2 separate regions of the Mus musculus genome follow, and region 2 is linked to region 1. The links are chromatin contacts, found by Hi-C or POLR2A ChIA-PET in ENCODE. All regions are on one chromosome and are shown on one strand. Each heading gives the region's core, a stretch centred on a gene start or an enhancer-like site at or near the end of the contact. The rest is flanking DNA. Distances are from core to core; before and after follow the strand shown.

Region 1 (2,713 bases), core at 146-2,645:
TGTCCTGGAACTCACTCTGTAGACCAGGCTGGCCTCGAACTCAGAAATCCACCTGCCTCTGCCTCCCAAGTGCTGGGATTAAAGGTGTGTGCCAACAACACCCGGCTACACTCCCTTGCTTAAGCTAATGTTTAAAACTGTATGATTGTTTCTGATGTGACTCTGTCCATGCAAGTTCAAGAGCCTGTACACACCTGGACTGCTTATTCCTTTAGAAGCAAGGTCTCTTCCCCAACCTGGGGCTCTAATTTTCTCAGTTAAGGTGGAATCCAGCAAGTCCAGGGGATTCTCCAGTCTCCACCTTTGTCAGAGCAGGCTTGTTAACCTGGAAAACAGAATCCAAACTCTGGTCCTAGTTTCCCAGCAAGCACTCTTAACAGCTGGGTCATCTCTTCAGGTCCCTACATTTGTTTTAAAAACATTCCTGGTGACATGTCTCTCCATTTTATGTCAGTTTCAGAATGACCCTAAGGGAAATGGAACTTACTTTAGTGGTGTAAAAGGTACAGGACTGTGGTTAGGAATCCATATGCTTTTTGGATAGTGTCTTACTGTCACTTAAACTCACCAGACAGCAGTTAGAATAGAAACTGGGACTTAAGTGGAATTCACGTTTCCTTCTGCCAAGTGTGCACTTAGAATAGTCCTATCTTTTAGCAGAACTCCTCTCTAATGCTACAAGTGGGGCGCTAGTATTCGAGGATAGGCTCAAATTTCCAAAGGGGGCCTGGCCCAGAGGACAACACGCACTTCCAAATCTCCAACAAGACTAGTCCACTGAAGGGAAAAAAGGCCTTTTCTTGAAAGGAAGCCTAGTTTGGCTAGGTCAAGACTGCGGGGCCGGAGCACGTTTGCCTTGGCTATTGAGGGAACTCACTGAGACTCACATGCAGATTGTGGTTTAGTGTGTACCGCAGGACTGCGCAACGGCTCAACTCTCCTCCCAGCTGACCTCAGTCTGCAGGTCTGCACCCCACAGCAGCAGGCACCGGAAAAACAGACCTCACCAAGCTTTAAAAAAAAGATCAGAGGTACGAACTGTCCCGGCTTCTACCTGGGGCGTCAGGAGAGAGACGGAGATTCTGCAAGAATCAACCAGCGCACCTAGCGAACCTTCTCAAAGAACACTCAGTACCTAAAGGTTCCCTAAAGGTTCCAGGCGAGCCTGGGAGCTGCCCTCAGTGAAGATGGCGGCCGGGGCGCTCGCGCGCCACGGCGCAGGCGCCGCCCTTCGCACCACCCTCCTCCGGTCCTCCGGGCCGTCCCCCTCCCGCTCGCCAGCTGCAGCTCTCCGCGCGTCCCCAGCCTCACCCCTTTTCGGAGGGCCCCCCCTCCTGTCCCGGCTCCGGAGCCCGGAAGTGGATGTGGCCGCTTGGCAAAGAGGGGGAGGGGGACGGAGAAGTGCTTCCGGGGAAACGGGCCCCGGGTTGGTGTTTGTAAACTTGCCTCGGTCCCGACGCGGGGAGCGGCGGCCGCGGGCTTGGCACGGGGTGCCTGGGGCCTGGAGGGGGCGCCGCGCGGCGGAGGAGACGGCGGGAGGCCGCGCCAGGCAGGTAGGCGCGCGCCGCGGGGAGGCAGCGTCGAGCGGGCGGGCGAGCGGGCGGACAGCAGCTCGCAGGCCGTGGGGCGCCGCGCGCGAGGGGGGAGGGGAGCGCGGCGGAGGAGGGGCGCGCGGCGGAGGGAGGGGGCGCGAGGGGAGGGCCGCCGCCGCCCCGCCCCCCACCGCCCCGCCGGGAGAGGGGGCCTTGCCCGGGAAGGGGGGGGGAAGCGCGGGCGCGAGCACGCAGGTCGCGCGCGGCTCGGCGCTCCCGGGGCTGCGCGCTGCGGCTGCCTGCAGAGCGCGCGCACACACGCCCGCCCTCCGCCTCCGCGGCGGCGAATTTACGAACCTTCGGGCGGACTCCGAGCGACGCTCACGTGCGGGCACTGCCAGCCACCCCGGCGCTCGGCGGAGGCCTCCCGAGCTTCCTTCCAACACAGTTCTGCCCTCGTCTGTGGAGTGCCAGCTTTGCAGGCCGGCCCACTCCGCACAAAAGCCCCAAAGGGCCTCCGCCCCCTTCTTCCGTTCCTAAGATGGCAAATCCCAGCTCTTACTCTCTTGGCAGATCCTCTCTATAGGAGGCCCAACTTACTTTTGCTCCCGTTGGCTGCTCTTTCGGCCCAGGAGGCCAGTTTCTTCTACTGACCTAGAAAGAAAGCTCTCGACTCATGTCCTCCTTTTGAGCTTCAGAACGCCCAGCAAAATAAGTTGAGGGAGCTTCGATCGTTGTTTGGCCTGAAGATGTTACACCTAAGGGCCTCATCTCCCTTTCTGGTTTCAGGTTTCTGGAACAGACCTAGAGCTTCACCAAGAGAATTCAACTTGGAAACCAAGACTGGTAGACTCTCGTTTCTTCCGACAAGAGGCAGAAGTCAGAGAGAGACTGCGGATTCTTGGGACACCTGTTTTCCTTTTGGAGGACACCGAGTTCTTTGAGAAGACAGTTCAATATGGCAAAGGAACTGAAAGAACGGGGAGGAGCCGTTACTGTGATTTGGTGACGGTTCTTCAGACAACCAGTGTCTTAAGGAAAACTGGGACAGAGAACTTCTGAACTTTTTGGGTTCGTTAAGTGAGAAGTCAGCATGGCTCAGGTAAAAAGCTCTCGAGTCCTCCTTCAAGACCGTTCACTGGGAAGCCTCTTTGCAGTGTCACCCTTGAATTCTGCCTTAG
Region 2 (2,713 bases), core at 130-2,629, 76 kb after region 1:
CACCATGTGGTTGCTGGGAATTGAACTCAGGACCTCTGGAAGAGCAGTCAGTGCTCTTAACCACTGAGCCACCTCTCCAGCCCTGCTTTTTTTTTTTTTTTTAATTTATTAAAGATTTACTTTATTTAAAAGTTTATTTTATGTGCATGAGTGTGTGCCTAAGTGACTATACTCTCACTAGTTTCATGCAGGTCTCAGAAGTCAGAAGAGGTCAGTCAGCTCCCCTGGTGGAGCTGGAGCTACAAGCAATTGTGAAAACTACTCTGCATATTACTCTTCAAAAGCAGTAACAAGTGATCTTCCACCCCTCTGCCTCTCCTCTGCAAGAACAGCAAGTGCTCTTAACCTGTTAATCATGGAGCATTTTCGCTAGGATTTATTTATTTATTTATTTATTTATTTATTTATTTATTTATTTATTTATTTGCTTTCCAAGCGCAAGGACTACATGAGCCACCACACCATGAAAGAAAGGGAAGTCCTGGCCAGGCGGTGGCAGCGGCGCATGCTTTTAATCCCAGCACTTGGGAGGCAGAGGCAGGTGGATTTCTGAGTTTGAGGCCAGCCTGGTCTACAAAGTGAGTTCCAGGACAGCCAGGGCTATACAGAAATACCCTGTCTTGAACCCCCCCCCCCCAAAAAAAAAGGAAGAAAGAAAGAAAGAGGTCCTCTCTAATAATAACATGACTTCTGGCGGTAAAGAAGGTAACTATCTTGGGGGGGAACTCTGCAGGAAGCAGTGTGCAAAGGCCCAGGTGGGAGCCGGTGTAGACAGGAGGCCGCGTGGTAGCAGATAAAGTCATGGACATAGCAAAAAGTCCCGGACAGATGCATTTGCATGTCTTTTGAAAGATGTTGGATTCTATCCTTAGTGAAAAGGGAAGCCATTGCAGGGGTCTCCAGGACATAATATTGAATACTGAAACTTAACATTCCAAGAAAAAGCAGATCCTAGGTAGCAGGAGGTGGGAGTCCAGCTCCAGGGCTTAAGTTTTTGTCACTGCTTCCGCAGCCGGACTCCGGCTTTACACCACACCGCCTCCCTCAGGTGTCTGGACAATACTGACTGCTGGCCGGGAGGTCAGGGGAGGTCCAAACCCTAGGGCAGCTCAATTTAGGGCAGCGGAGTTCATTAGCACGTGGTATCCGCTGGCTCTGAGGGACTGCCGGCACCTTTCCTTCTCCTCCTGGAGGAAAACAGAAAATACACTTTCATTCCGGACGACCCCGCGGATATTGGCCAGCTGGAGGACCCTATGGTACCCGCCTGCTCAGGCGCCCAAGAGAACAGCGCACCGCTCCAGCATCCCGGGCCCCATAGGCTCTTCCGCTCCTGGGCGGGGCGCCACGAGGGGGAGTGGCTTCCTGCCGCGCCCCGTCACGTGACGGGGCTATCATGGCGGCGGCCACGAGCCAGCCCGGCTCCCGGAAGCAGGCTGTGAGGGGCGGGCGCGCTGCTGGAACCCGAGCGGAGCCGGAGCCAGTGCGGGGAGGGCGGCCCGGCGGCCTGGAGCCGGACGTGTCCGGAGCGTCCCGGCAGACCGGGGCAGCAGGTGAGATGGGGGCCGGGCGAGGTGCGAGCGGATGAGGGGACGCTCGGCTGAGGCTAGGGGGCGCAAGGAGGGTCAGCCGTGACCCATAGCCGGGGAACCTGCGGTGCGCGCGCGTGACCGCGAAGCATTGGAGAGGCCGGCCCGGGCGGAAGGGATGCTCGGGAATAGATGTGGAGACACTGAGCTCCAAAACTGGCTTATCAGCGAGGATGGGAGGTACAAGAAGCCTGCAGAACCTATCATGGAGATGGGCAGTAGCCCCTTTTGAACTTGAGGGACCGAGATTACTGAAAGGAGTCCCCTTTGCTGTACCAGGCAAGGGTGGAGCGAGTGCTCTGGCCTCTCCCCACTGTCACCCTCCCCCGCCCCACTGAGTCCTAGGAGACAGCCACTCCTCCCACCCACCCAACTGGTCCCTCCAGTCTCAGCTCTGGGGGAGAGAAATTGACAGTGCAGTTGGGTGGAGTTGCCCTCTGCTTAGACACCTAACTCCTCGACTGTGCTACCTGGATTATGGATGTGACTGTGGCCATCGTTCTCTCCCCAGGTCGTCCGGGGGCCCATCATGCTGGTGACTGCCTATTTGTCTTTTGTGGGCCTCCTGGCCTCCTGCCTGGGTCTGGAGCTGTCAAGATGCAGAGCCAGGCCCCCTGGAAGAGCTTGCAGCAACCCCTCCTTCCTTCAGTTTCAACTAGACTTCTATCAAGTCTACTTTCTGGCCCTGGCAGCGGACTGGCTCCAAGCTCCCTACCTGTATAAACTCTATCAGCATTACCACTTCCTGGAGGGTCAGATTGCTATCCTCTACGTCTGTGGCCTTGCCTCCACGGTCCTCTTTGGCCTAGTGGCCTCCTCCCTTGTGGACTGGCTGGGTCGTAAGAAGTCTTGTGTCCTCTTCTCCCTCACTTACTCTCTATGTTGCATAACCAAGCTCTCTCAGGACTACTTCGTGCTGCTGGTGGGCCGAGCACTCGGTGGGCTGTCCACAGCTCTCCTCTTCTCAGCCTTTGAGGCCTGGTACATCCACGAGCACGTGGAGAGGCATGACTTCCCCGCCGAGTGGATCCCAGCCACCTTTGCCCGAGCCGCCTTCTGGAACCACGTGCTGGCTGTGGCGGCTGGTGTGGCAGCGGAGGCCGTGGCTAGTTGGATAGGGCTGG

What was found. A loop is a pair of places that touch in the nucleus more often than their neighbours do. ChIA-PET counts read pairs that join two places held with the same protein, here RNA polymerase II (POLR2A).
Region 2: a loop to region 1 is called in a map of heart, with 4 times the contacts of the local background. The contact joins the promoter of Mfsd5 here to the promoter of Zfp740 in region 1. A Hi-C loop is called at or near these places in 1 of 37 maps with a recorded cell type or tissue (heart). POLR2A ChIA-PET finds 5 or more read pairs at or near these places in 2 of 5 experiments (Patski and embryonic stem cell).

Annotation. Positions count from the first base shown.
Region 1 is chr15:102,202,250-102,204,962 of GRCm38, forward strand. Zfp740 (zinc finger protein 740) reads left to right here and starts at 1,396. Exons shown (of 8, transcript NM_001289691.1): 1 at 1,396-1,553; 2 at 2,322-2,713. It overlaps Csad (cysteine sulfinic acid decarboxylase), which reads right to left. Exons shown (of 18, transcript NM_001359126.1): 1 at 1,890-2,713; 2 at 888-1,011; 3 at 195-325.
Region 2 is chr15:102,278,077-102,280,789 of GRCm38, forward strand. It overlaps Mfsd5 (major facilitator superfamily domain containing 5), which reads left to right and starts at 1,380. Exons shown (of 2, transcript NM_134100.4): 1 at 1,380-1,553; 2 at 2,101-2,713. The coding sequence starts at 2,119.